Regions from separate parts of the Homo sapiens genome. Here all the other regions are linked to region 1. Evidence: chromatin contacts called from ENCODE Hi-C or POLR2A ChIA-PET data. All regions are on one chromosome and are shown on one strand. The core of a region is the stretch at or near the end of the contact, and the rest is flanking DNA. Distances in the headings are between cores, read along the strand shown.

The links. Hi-C counts contacts between places; a loop is a spot of excess contacts on that map. ChIA-PET counts read pairs that join two places held with the same protein, here RNA polymerase II (POLR2A). Pooled maps may share reads with other maps.
Region 2: a map of CD8-positive, alpha-beta T cell shows a loop between it and region 1 (4-fold over the local background). The contact joins the promoter of IFNGR1 here to the promoter of CITED2 in region 1. A Hi-C loop is called at or near these places in 2 of 168 maps with a recorded cell type or tissue (CD8-positive, alpha-beta T cell and naive thymus-derived CD4-positive, alpha-beta T cell) and 6 of 50 pooled maps.
Region 3: a map of MCF 10A shows a loop between it and region 1 (5-fold over the local background). The contact joins the enhancer-like site here to the promoter of CITED2 in region 1. A Hi-C loop is called at or near these places in 1 of 168 maps with a recorded cell type or tissue (MCF 10A). POLR2A ChIA-PET finds 5 or more read pairs at or near these places in 2 of 52 experiments (GM12878 and MCF 10A).
Region 4: a map with no recorded cell type shows a loop between it and region 1 (13-fold over the local background). The contact joins the enhancer-like site here to the promoter of CITED2 in region 1. A Hi-C loop is called at or near these places in 2 of 37 single-sample maps with no recorded cell type and 4 of 50 pooled maps. POLR2A ChIA-PET finds 5 or more read pairs at or near these places in 1 of 52 experiments (HepG2).

What each region holds. Positions count from the first base shown.
Region 1 is chr6:139,372,936-139,376,126 of GRCh38, forward strand. CITED2 (Cbp/p300 interacting transactivator with Glu/Asp rich carboxy-terminal domain 2) reads right to left here and starts at 1,713. Exons shown (of 2, transcript NM_006079.5): 1 at 1,478-1,713; 2 at 1-1,017. The coding sequence starts at 1,009. The coding sequence ends at 197. RefSeq lists silencers at 422-521, 1,092-1,241, 1,702-2,081, 2,252-2,561 and enhancers at 812-871, 1,382-1,551.
Region 2 is chr6:137,217,679-137,220,869 of GRCh38, forward strand. IFNGR1 (interferon gamma receptor 1) reads right to left here and starts at 1,707. Exons shown (of 7, transcript NM_000416.3): 1 at 1,565-1,707. The coding sequence starts at 1,649. RefSeq lists silencers at 888-937, 1,398-1,617, 1,658-1,887 and enhancers at 1,347-2,077, 1,928-2,177.
Region 3 is chr6:141,419,820-141,423,010 of GRCh38, forward strand. The region is part of intron 2 of LOC105378029 (a long non-coding RNA gene); the gene reads left to right. Among named protein-coding and RNA genes, the nearest start is that of GJE1, 710 kb to the right of the region's middle. Within about 2 kb of position 1,697, at least 2 of the 41 ENCODE cell types and tissues checked have a DNase peak (open chromatin) inside an H3K27ac peak, as active enhancers do.
Region 4 is chr6:141,379,792-141,382,982 of GRCh38, forward strand. No RefSeq gene overlaps it. Among named protein-coding and RNA genes, the nearest start is that of MIR4465, 700 kb to the left of the region's middle. Within about 2 kb of position 1,525, at least 2 of the 41 ENCODE cell types and tissues checked have a DNase peak (open chromatin) inside an H3K27ac peak, as active enhancers do.

The sequences.
Region 1 (3,191 bases), core at 463-2,962:
GAAACAAAAACAGGAAAAAAAAGTGGCAGCAATTTTTTTTAAAACCAATTTGTACAAGTTTATAGTTTACTTTGTTTCCAAGTTCTCAAACCTTTCAAGATCTGAAAAGTGAGATACTGTGTCTAAGGGAATGTTTCTTTTAATTCACGCCGAAGAAGTTGGGGGTTTGATTTCTTTCGCCGGGGTTTCGATCGAGTCAACAGCTCACTCTGCTGGGCTGCTGTTTGCACACGAAGTCCGTCATAAAATCAAACTCGTTTTGCCCCAGCCAGAGTTCGGGCAGCTCCTTGATGCGGTCCAAACCCATTTCTATCACCAAGGACATAAGAACTTCCTCGTCGATGAAATCAGTGTCTATGACATTGGGCGGCAGCATTGCAGCGGGGACGTGGGCCACGGAGGCGGGCATGTTGCCGCTGCCGCTGCCGCCGCCGCTGTTGCTGCTGCCCGCGCCGCCGCCCGAGCTGCTGCCAGAGCCGCCGGGGGTGCTGCTGCCGCCCGAGCCGCCGGGGGTGCTGCTGCCGCCGCTGTGCTTGGGGTTGCAATCTCGGAAGTGCTGGTTTGTCCCGTTCATCTGGTGGCCTGCAGCAGGGTGCAAATCCGGCATGTAGTGGTTGTGGGGGTAGGGGTGATGGTTGAAATACTGGTTGTTGAGCTTCTGCAGCTGCATGCTGGCCGGCAGGGAGCCTCCCTGGCTGGCCACCGGGGGACCCATGAACTGGGAGTTGTTAAACCTGGCCGCGGGGGCCAGCGCGCTCGGGGGGTGCCCTCCGTTCACAGTCCCCGGCCCCATCGCATGCCTGATGCCGCTCGTGGCATTCATGTTGCCCGCGCCGTAGTGTATGTGCTCGCCCATTAGGGCGTTGAAGGCGTGCTGGGGCTGCTGCTGCTGGTGGTGATGGGGGCTCGGGAACTGCCCCATGCCCATGCGGTGGGCAGGGTGATGGTGCAGCCCATTGGTGCCGTCGGGGAAGCGCCCGTGGTTCATGGCCATCATATGGTCTGCCATTTCCAGTCCTGGAAGTGAAAAGGGCAGATAATGAGACCCGCGCCACACGTGTCGCCCACCACAGCGCACCCCACTTTTGCTCGCCTCTGCCCCCCAGGATTCCCGGGCGCACGTCGGCTGCGAACCACCACCCCCAAGATCCCACTAACAGCCTGTGCACCCGGGCTAGCCACCACGGAAGAGCTACCACTCATAACACAGCCGGACGCTGCACAAACAGCCCCTTCCCCTGCGATCGGGCGGGGGGACCCGAGCCCACACCCCCTTTGCTCCCCGAAGTGGCCTAATAAAGGAAGTGCCCCGTAGCCCTGCTGCGAACTTCAGGCATTAAATCAGCCCTCCTCATCCTGTTGTTGCACATCCTGTTGTTATTCCCCAGCTTCGCCTCACGCTCTTCCTCCGGGCAAACCCTGCCCTCGGAGGACTGGGCTGGCAAGAGCCCCAGCCAGCTTCGCCCGTCGCGCTTACCTTCCGTTTTTGCGATTTCTGCTCCGAAGACCGAGGGCGGGCTCGTCGCGTCCAGGACCGGCTCAGCAGCACATAGAGGGGACCTTCCTGGCGTGCAAAGCGCTTCGCTGTCGCGATGTCGGCGCCGAGGTCTCGCAGCGGCCGCTGGGGCAGATTCGGAGCCGTTCCCTTTTATTTCCCCTCCGTTGCCCTCACAGCTCGGCAGGACCGCCCGGCAGCTGCCAACAATGAGCTGTGTTTCTTAGGGCTTTGGCCACAGTTAATATAGGCATTTCGGAAAGGCGGAGCGAGAGCCTCCAGGGCGGGCGGCGCCAAGACGCGGATTCCGGAACACCGCGAACACCCTGGACCGGGTCCCGGAGCCGCGTCCCCGCCGCCCGCGGCACGTGCTGCAGAGGCTGCGGGGCCCGGGGGCCGCCCAGTCGCCCCGTCGCCCCCCGACTCTGGTTTCTTCCCGGCCCAGAAACGCGAGGTTGGCTCAGCCACCCCCGAGGCAGGGGGAAAATCCTCCCCTGCCGCCCCGCCCGAAGGTAGAGCCTGCCGGGATAGCCACGAGGAGAGCTCACCGCCCCCCTCAGGCTGGATCTACCCCACCCCCAGCTTTCTCACTCGGTTCACCTAGCGATCTGCCCCGCTCTCTACGGGAAAAGGGGACTCGCCCAGCGCCCCCCGCCCTCCAGAGTGCCCTTGTGCCTCCCCGGTTTTGCAAAAGCTTCCACAGGCAGCGAAGAATGGCTGTGCTTCCTCGAGTTGGGTTTTAAAGACCCGGACAAATAATGCGCCCTTTCCTGAGCGCGCCTTCCTAGGCTGTGCCTTTGTGTTTTCATACGGGCAGTGGGTAGACCTACTCTAGATCACCGCTTGTAGATGCATTTTTTTCCTCCACTCCTTTCAAGGACAGGAGCTGGGGGCGGGGAGGGGCAGCCGCTGCAGGTGGACGGAGCGCGCTCGAGGGCCCGGCCACCCCCGCTCCCGCGCCCTGGAATTCCAGTCCGCGCTTTCGGGCCCGCCTGCCGCTCCCGGGGTACGTGTGCTTCTGCTAAGTTTGCGTTTGCAGCTCTTGGTAGCTTTGGCATCCGAGCTGAGGCGTCTCTGCTCTGTAAACAAACTCAGCGATCCTCGTCCCCAGATCCACCTTTTTGCACATACACAGTTACTTGCTTCTGCTGTTGCCCTGGATCCGGGAGGTGGGGGTGTGTACAAACTTGCAGAGCCTCCCTCCGGGCTCTGCCTGACGGTTTGGGGTTGATTTAGAAGCAAACGGGTTTGTAATTAAGAAATTTGAGGGCTGAGTAAGGCTGCTCTTGCTGGAAAAGGAAAACAAATAGATAACGTGGTAATCGCTTTGTAAATAAAGTCGTTCTGGAGGTGGGCACGTAGCTGCACGTCCCGTATGGCACCACGCGCACACACACGGCTGGGACTCTTCCTTTTCAGTGAAATTGTTCAGTGGGGCAATGGGCGATAATAATAACCTTGCTTCCACAACGCGGCACAACGAGCCTGGTCGCCCGTTTGGTTCATTGACTTGCAAATAAAACCCCTAACACAGGTCTGGGCTACTACCAAGTCGGAGCTCTCTGGCTTTCTCACATGGGGAAGCCGAGTTGTTTCCCCAACACCATGATGGGGCTGTTCTGAGCTTTTACATTGCTCTTTATGTGGTAAAATCGAGTTTAGCGCTCCGAATAAGGACTTCTGGGCAGTTGTTTCT
Region 2 (3,191 bases), core at 457-2,956, 2.2 Mb before region 1:
TCTATAATTTTCTGTTTAACTCTGGTTTTTCTGAGACAATAAATTCCTCTTTTTGCTTAAGTTAATAAAGCTAGGTTTCTTGCTGGTACACATAATATGGCAATTCATTATTTGGTTCCTACTTCTCCACCTAACCTATCTCCTCCCCTTGTAAGCTCTCACACACACTTTACAATAGAACGCTTAATATTCCACGAATTCAACATGCTATCACACCTCTGCACCTCAGTCTCTGCACCTCTGGTTCCAACACTGGGGTCACCTTTGTGAAGTCTTCACTGACTTCCCTAAAAGAGACAAGCACCCCGCCTTGCTTTCCACTAGTCTGTGCCTAAGTGCAAGCTCTTACCGCAAAGTACTGCAACTGCCCATGTGGATGACTGACTAGAGCCTAGAAGAGCAGTTAAGAACTTGGACTCTGGAGCCAAATTGAGCAGCTCCCCACTGAGTGGCTATGACCTCTCTGCCAGTTGGGCAGGCCTCTCCGTAACTCAATTTCTCGTCCATAAAGAGAGAGACAAATAACGCCTACTCCAGAAGATTGTTGTGAACACAGAACCAAAACGTGGACCTTTCAAAGTCCCTATGAATCATAAATCATAATAAAAAAAAGAAAACTGAATTGAAAAGGTTTACTGTTTTCTCTGGAGCTCGTAATCACAATTACTCTGCACTTCAGAAAAGCCACCCTCAACATTTGTTTTCTAGGAAATGTCAATAAGCAGGTGGAAATAAAATGCTCCGAAGAACAAACCCGTACGAAGAGACCTACTGCCAAATCTGCTAGTGAGTGCCGGCAATCCACCACTTCCAGACTGAGACCTAAGACGGACTGCCACTTACTTCTCAGCTGCCACTTACTTCTCAGCTGGCGACATAATGCATACTTTCCTACCCTAAGCACTTTGAGTCCCCCCCCCCACCCCCGCTAAGAAAGAAGTATTTAAGCCACGAACTGAGACCACGATGCCACATGCTGATCAGGACACTCACAGTCATGCGTCACTTAACGATGGAGATCCGTTCTGAGAAATGGAGAAATGTCCCCTTAGGCAATTTCTTCGGGCAGTAGAAACCCAGACAAACCCAGATGACACAGCCTACTGCTCTTAGGTCATGAACCTGTACAGCCTGTCACTGCACTGAACACTGCAGGCAACCGTAGCATACTAGTGAGTATCTGCGTATCTAACCATAAAAAAAGGTACAGTAAGAAGACGATATTATAATCTTTGAGACCACGCTGTCCCACATTGACCAGCAACGTCCTTCTGCAGCGCATAATCGTATTTAAAAGTGGATTACAAGAGTCGGAAAAACAAGCGGCGTGATTTGTTGTGGCGGCAACCAGGGAAGAGGCAGGAGAAAGGCAACCGACGAGTTCAAACCACGGAGCCCCAGTCTCGCGACCCCACCTCGCGTCCCCGTCGCCCGCTCAGGGCCCGACGCAGGGGTCCCGGGCTAGGGCGACCTCGGAGAAGCGGGGCGGGGCTTCCCGGCTGGGGCGGATCCCTCCCTCCCTCTCGTCCCGACCCGGCCGCAGCCCTGCCGCGAACGACGGTACCTGAGGACGGCCCCAGATCCGCGGTGCCCATCTCAGCCCTGCTCACACCCTGCATGACAAGGGGTAGGAGAAAGAGGAGAGCCATGCTGCTACCGACGGTCGCTGGCTCCAACCCCGAGCGCCTGCGGGACCAGCCCAGCACTGCCCTCCAGCCCCGGCCTTACGTCACTTCCGTCACCGGGGTCTGTGCCGGCGTCGGCAGGAGGCGGGACCAGGGCGTGGGCGGGGTCAAGTCCGGGAAGCCGCAGGAGGCGGACTCAGGCGCAGCACCCAGCAGTGAGCACGGCGTCGTGCGGTCGGGACCTGGACTTCTGGGTGTGGGAGGAATTTGAGTGCAAAGGTTAAGGTCTTTCAACCTGGCACCCCATTCTGCAATTCTTCTTCCAGTTTTTTTCGGTTTCCTGGGGTTGTGCAAGTTTGCATTAGGCCACAGCCGAGCCACAATCCTTATTTTACTAACTCTTGGACTTCACCTGGTTGTCTTGGAGCCTGACATTTTTAGAAGAGAATGAGACTTCAAAAGCCATTTCCAGTCCCTGCTTTTTCATTTGAGGAACCTGAGACTTAGCTAGTGAAATGGTTTGTGCAGATTCCCACAGCCCAAATCAAATCGGCTTGACCAAGAACTACTTTGTTCTTGGAGAAAAAAACTATTTGCATTACCTTCTCAGCAATTCAGTGTCAAATCAGTTTATCAGGCAGCCTCTCATGAAGAGGTCTGCTCTCTTACCTCTCTGGGTTTGTCTGTTATTTTGCATCTCTCCTATTCCACTGCAGCCACATTGCTAAGTCCTTCAGCGCTTGTGCTCAAACATGCGAATGTCTAATGATCTCACCTGTTTCAATTCTCTGAGTATCATGAACTTTTGTTAAAAATTTTAAATTGCAACACACCTTCTCCTCCTCCTTACCCCGCCCTACTGTTTTTTCATGGCACTTTTCACCTTGCTGTACACTATAATATACACCTTGATATTTGTTTTCTTCTCCTTCTAAAATGTAAGCTCCGTAGAGCTGACATCTTTACTTGGCACTCAATTAGTATTTGTTGAGTGAAAGACTGCATGATTACTAGTGTTAAGGAAAATTTTTAAAGAGGGAAAATCCTTATAAAGACACTATATAAACTAGAGGTATTATCAGCCAGATCATTTTACTTGTATTAATAAATCTCTTAGCTCAGTACTTCTCAAACTTCAACATACATGTGAACCATCTGGGGATCTTGATAAAATGCAGATTTGGATTCAGTAGTTCTAATTCAGGTTGGGTCTTGAGATTTTGTATTTCGGACAAAATGCACAGGGGATGCTGGTGCCCCTTTCAACAGGACCACACTTTGAATCAGAAGAATTTAGCTCAATCTAGACTAAGTTTAGGGAGAATATTTCCTTTGATGTGTTTCTGATGTCCACTATATGAAAGACACCTTCTAGTCGTTGTAAGGATGCAAGGATAAATAACTGATCTTTACCGTTTAGGCGTCTATGGAGTAGGACAAAATATGATATCCAGTTTGTAAACATTTTTGTGGTACTTGTCACAGGCTGGGTTACCCTGGCAGTAAACTCTGAGGTCGAGATTAAGGTATAAGGCATTGATTGATTAGGGAGTGCTCTTGGAATAA
Region 3 (3,191 bases), core at 447-2,946, 2.0 Mb after region 1:
CCATGTGCCAGATATAGAGCTGGAAACTCAGGATACAAAGGTGACTTTTGAAATCTGGAGACTGAGGATTAAATATTAAATCTAGTGGAATGAACAGTGATCAGTGTTGCAGTATTACCTGCAATGTGGAGTGCTGTAAAATGAGGTCTGGTAAAGCTTTGTCAGGAAGATGAGCCTTGAATTGACACTTGTCTTAAGGCAGGCCTCATGTCAGAAAGAATAAACTCATTGAATACACAATTGATCTAAATGTAAGTAGTTCTTACGCCAAAATCATGTAATCTGTATGTGAGAGCAATATAAGACAAGCCGTTAATCTACCTGGTGTAGTAAAGGCCAAATACTGAAACACTTCTTGAACTGATCTAACGGATTTCAATTTGTACTCTGTCCTATGTGCAACAGAGCAATATTTGAAGAGTTTTGAGTATTGGCAATGAATTGATTATGCATTTGTTTTTATATACTCTCCAGAAAGGTGGATTGAAATAATGAGATGGAAAATTGGACACTCAATTAGCTCTGAAATAAGACATGGCAGATGGAAAAGGTTGAACAGAAACTAAAGATGATAATTGTAGAATTAAGAATTTCCTTTTTCTTTCTCTAACTTATTGGAATATGGTTACTGAAGCTTCTCATCGTTACCTGAGTATGGCTTGTCTCTGTTTGATGTTGCTGTCTCTTTTAAAAGCACTAGTTATAGTTATGGACTAAACTCTAGCCTCCCTGCTGTTTCCAAGGAATTAGTTCTTGAGCTTCTTTTTTTACAGTATTATTCCTTTCTGGGTGATTTCTGCCACCTCAAAGATTGCAACCACCATCTATATATTACAGTATTAGAAGTCTTTGAGCATATACATATCAAACATAGTAGAGATATTAATAGACATGATTTATATGTCCATATTTAATATTTGGGCAAAACCAATAATGAAAGCACACTGTACCAGGACAGAGATAACTTAATTGGCTAAGCTATTAAATTGAAAGTGTCTGCATCATAAATGAGTAATTCAGCACACCTGGGTATGTATCAATTAGCTTAAAAAACAGGATGTTGGCAAATTCCCAGAAGACTATTTTGTACTCTTCCACTCACCAGTCACTTTTCCCCACCAGCAAAGATAAACACTATCCTGACTTTTGAAGATATAAGTTTGTCATTCTAGTTTGAATATTTTATGTAAACAAAATAATACAAAATATAATCCTTTGTGTCTAGCACCTTTGAACAATATTTTCTTTGAGAGATTCATTTATATTTTGTGTACTCGTAAGATACATATTATTATTTTTGGATAGTATTCTGCTGAATGAACATACATTTATTATTCAGTCTGTTGTTAATAGGCATTTTGGACTAGCCTAAGTAGTGCCATAAAAAACATTTTAGCAGGCGCATGCTGGACATTTATTTACTTTTTCTTTTTTTTTATTATACTTTAAGTTTTAGGGTACATGTGCACAATGTGCAGGTTTGTTACATATGTATACATGTGCCATGCTGGTATGCTGTACCCATTAACTCTTCATTTAATATTAGGTATATCTCCTAATGCTATCCCTCCCCCCCTCCCCCAACCCCACAACAGGCCCCGGTGTGTGATGTTCCCGTTCCTGTGTCCACGTGTTCTCATTGTTCAGTTCCCACCTATGAGTGAGAACATGAGGTGTTTGGTTTTTTGTCCTTGCGATAGTCTGCTGAGAAATCTGCTGGCCATTGCTTTGGTGATGTACCCAGGAGTGAGTCACAAGTTATGCATGTGTTCAGCATTAGTAAATACTGCCTAAGGGTTTTGTGAATTGTACAAATACTTCTATATACCCCTTCACTTGAAGCCTCTGATACTTTAATTTCTTACCAGTTTGGCATTATCTATTTCATTTCAGCCACTCTGATGGTTGTATATAAATACAGTATGTTACTTTTGATTTGCATTTTTTGATGACTAATGATGAGTTGCATTACTTTATCTTATTAATTTGAAAGAGATCCTTATACATTACAATTAAGAATTCTGTATCATATATATGAATATATAGTGAACAGCACCTCCCACTCTATGGGTTGCCCTTTCACCATGAAGTATACCTTGAGGAACAGAAGTTCTGTGAGTATAATATTGTTCATTTTATGAATTATTTTTCTTTTGGTCAGCAATTGTATGTCTTGCTTAAGAAATATTTGCCTACCTCAGGCTCAACTAGAAAAATCTTCTGTGTTTTTTCTCAATGTTTTACTGTTTCATATGTTAAATCTTGATCTGCATTCTGTCGAAAATTGATTTTCACATAAGCATTGTCACTGTTATTACACTACATGGAGTTGTATATGATTAGGTCTCTTTCTGGGCTCTCTATTCAACTTTATAGTTCATTTCATCTATGCTTTTCTAATTAGTATTACTTTATAATAGATCTTCATATCTGGAAGTGGTCCATTTTTACTTTTTATTTTCGTGATTGCTTTGGGTATTCATGACTTCATATTTCCTGGTACATTTTATTTTCCCCTGGTCAGTTTTCACACACACACACACACACACACACACACACACACACACACACACTGGCAGAGATTTTGAACTGTGTTGAATATATTCATTCATTTTGGGAGAAATTACATCTTTAGAATATTGTGTTTTATCATCAGTGAACATGGCATATTATAATTTTTTGTTCTTTAAAATATCTTCCTAATGTCTAGAGCTTTCAGAACAGTCTTCTCCCATGTGTTTTGCCAGATTTATTTCTAGGAATGTAATGTTTCTTTGACGTTATTATAATTGATTTTATATGTTTAAATGCATTTTCCACTTGCTATTACTTTTCTGGAATATACATATAAAATTGATTTATGTATATTGACCTTCTATCCTTGAACTTTGGTAAATGTACTTCTTAATTCAATTTGTCTGATATTTCTGAATATTTTACATATATTGTATCATTCATAAATAATGCAAGTTTTGTTTCTTTCTTTCTCAATTTTACGTATTTTATTTAATTTTGTTGCTTTATTGCACTGCTTTTAACCACCAATATAATAATAAATAGAAATGAAGATAATTGGCATCTCAATTGCAATTCCAAATTGGATGATGGAGAGGAGATGGAATATTTTATCATTTACTACATTAGATAACAGTGTTCTGCAGATACTCTTTATTAGATTAAGAAAATTCCTT
Region 4 (3,191 bases), core at 275-2,774, 2.0 Mb after region 1:
TCTGGATGACTCTACTCTGTATTTCTATATAAAATAGTGAAGTTTGTATTATATGTTTTATTTCTACTGAATAAGTAACATATTATGTAAATCTGAACCAATGTTTTTTACTCAATTAAATAATAAAAACTCATATTTATTCTTCATTAGGAAAAAAAATAAATGAAAAATGATTCAACCCAAATTATATGAGCAGAATACTTCACTAATTTTTTACATATGAATTTTAAGAGTTCGACAAAGAAAGAGATGGAGGTAAAAAAGGGAACTAGAAATCCCAACACCAGGACAAACCCAGAGTGTAATAAAGGCAAAAAACAAAACAAAATGAAACACCACCATACTGTTTCTAACAAGGCAAACTTTCTCATTTTCAGTTATTATCCATTGTTAAATGCTAAATGAAACAATAGAATACACATACACTTTTCTTCTCTTCCTTTTCCTTTTTCATCTTTAAAAATGATTATAATAGGCCAGGCATGGCGGCTCACGCCTGTAATCCCAGCACTTTGGGAGGCCAAGGCTGGTGGATCACCCGAGGTCAGGTATTTGAGACCAGCCTGACCAACATGGTAAAATCTGTCTCTACCAAAGATGCAAAAATTAGCTGAGCAGAGTGGCAGGCAGCTGTAATCCCAGCTACTTGGGAGGCTGAGGCAGGAGGATCACTTGAACCCAGGAGGAGGAAGTTACAATGAGCCGAGATTACGCCATTGCACTTCAGCCTGGGCAACAAGGATGAAACTCTGTCTCAAAATAAATAAATAAATAAATAAATAAATAAATAAATAAATAAATAGAGGTTATAATGGTTTTTATCTTGCAGAATTATTGTGACATTAAGTTAAATAATATGCTAAGAAATCTCAATCCCTGTTGTAGGGTGAAAACAAAATAAATGTTAATTTTATTTCATTTTCCTTTATACAAATGAAGAGTTTGAAAGTCTGGATAACATTTCTGTTAGATGCTGTAACACTTGGGATTTGGAAAACACATTGCTCCAGATTATAGTTTAGGCCTCTTTGCCTTAGAAATAAGATGTTCTATAGTTTAACACAGAGGCAGAAAAAATTCGAATATATACATAAAAAAGAACTTGTGCTTAATATGTTTGGTGAATTATTTAACTGCCAAGATTGCAATATTGCTCCATTCAACAAGTAAAAAGAACAGAAAGTGGGCCAAGCGTGGTGGCTCACACCTGTAATTCCAGCACTTTGGGAGGCTGAGGTGGGCAAATCAAGAGGTCATGAGGTCGAGAACATCCTGGCTAACACGGTGAAACCCTGTATCTACTAAAAATACAAAAATCTAGCCGGGCTTGGTGGCAGGTGCCTGTAGTCCAAGCTACTCTGGAGGCTGAGGCAGGAGAATGGCATGAACCCGGGAGGCGGAGCTTGCAGTGAGCCGAGATCGCGCCACTGCACTCCAGCCTGGGCGACAGAGGGAGACTCCGTCTCAAAAAAAAAAAAAAAAAAAAAAAAAAAGCGGAACAGAAAGTGAAAATGAGTCATATTGAACACGGAGCAAAGTCTTTTTGGAATGAGATATAGAGTATCAGAGTGACTTATTAACTCTTAGCTAATACAAAGAAGCAAAGCCACACAAAGCAAAATAAATCCTGTGAAACATTCCCATGTTTAGATTTTTAGATGTTTTACAGATATTATGTACGCATTTTACAGATACTATGTATACATTTTACATAATACCTGTAAAAAGGATTAAGTAGAGTATATTTACTGGAATAATCAAGGAACAACTATTACAAATAATGTAAACTACTCGAAATGTCCTATAATATCTCAAAAAAGGAGACAGGATTGTATAATTTTCAAGTATTTTCCATAGATGCTACTATTGATAATAAATATACTAAACATATGAAAACATGGGCCATGCTTAATTTTTTTACTTCTTAAAATCATTGAATAATGATTTTTTATATGTGTCGGGAATTTAGAAGACTTCCATTAAAGTTAATTTCAATAATATTAGTTTATTATTTCCATATTTTAAGAGAAACTAATTATGTGACCTAAGGTAATAAAAAAGTTTCAAAATTAGATTTATTTTCCATCTGTATGATAGATGCTGAGTCTATTTAACAGTATTTAATGACTAACTGTGATTAAATTTGCAATTTTGATAGAAACTATGTAGAAACTAGCAAAAATAATGAACATGGAAGCATGTGATATGCATCTTAAATTTCTCAATGCAATTTATAGAAGTTGTATTGAAGTACATAGAAATAATTTTATAATGAAAACAAAAAATTGAATAAGAAACACAGAAATTTTCAGAGATTTTCTTTAGCTGTTTGATAGTTTGCATTTGCAGTCTGTGCTGTCATTTGTCAAAGCACCTAAATATACTGAGAAACGTTATAGACTTAATATTTTTAATTTATATAGGAAACTGAAGACCACGTAAAAATATTTTAATAGTAGTAAAGTATTACTAATCCTCAGTGTATATTAATTAAAATAAAGTTAAATTTTTATTAATAATTCTATCTTCTTTTATATTGCTACTCATAGTGTAATAATTACTATATAATAATGTTTACACTGAATAATTACTGTTATGTTTACAATATTTAGTTCAGATAATTTGAACTAAAATTAGAGTGATGATATTAAGACTGAATTTATATATTACATATGTATGTAAAGTGTGTGTGCAGTACATATGGATAGCTAATTAGAAAGATCAACAGTAATAGATATTCAGGTAAATAGAATTGATGGGGTGGTACAAAAGTAGGCAAATAAATGTATTGTAGATCCCAGTTAATGTTAGAGCTGAGGAATTCAAATGATTGAAACCCATGATTTTTCAAATAAGAACACTGAAGTCCAGAAACATAAAGTAACATCTCCAAGATCATGGAAATGAAATTAATATTACATTAATAAAATAAATATACAAATTTTTTTAAATTACAAAAATTTTTATTAACTGAATCCTCTAAAATAGTTTAGAAACATCCTCTGAGATATCCCCAACTGAAAAAGAACTAAAATTAAGGAGTACAGGTTTTTGGCAAAATGATAAAAACAAATTTTATGGCTTGTCTTTATCGCTTGGCGAGTATACCATAAGGAAATTTTCCAATACATGTTTTGAATAATTTGTATTTGCCATAAAAATATGTATTTTTTATTCAGGAATAAAAAATC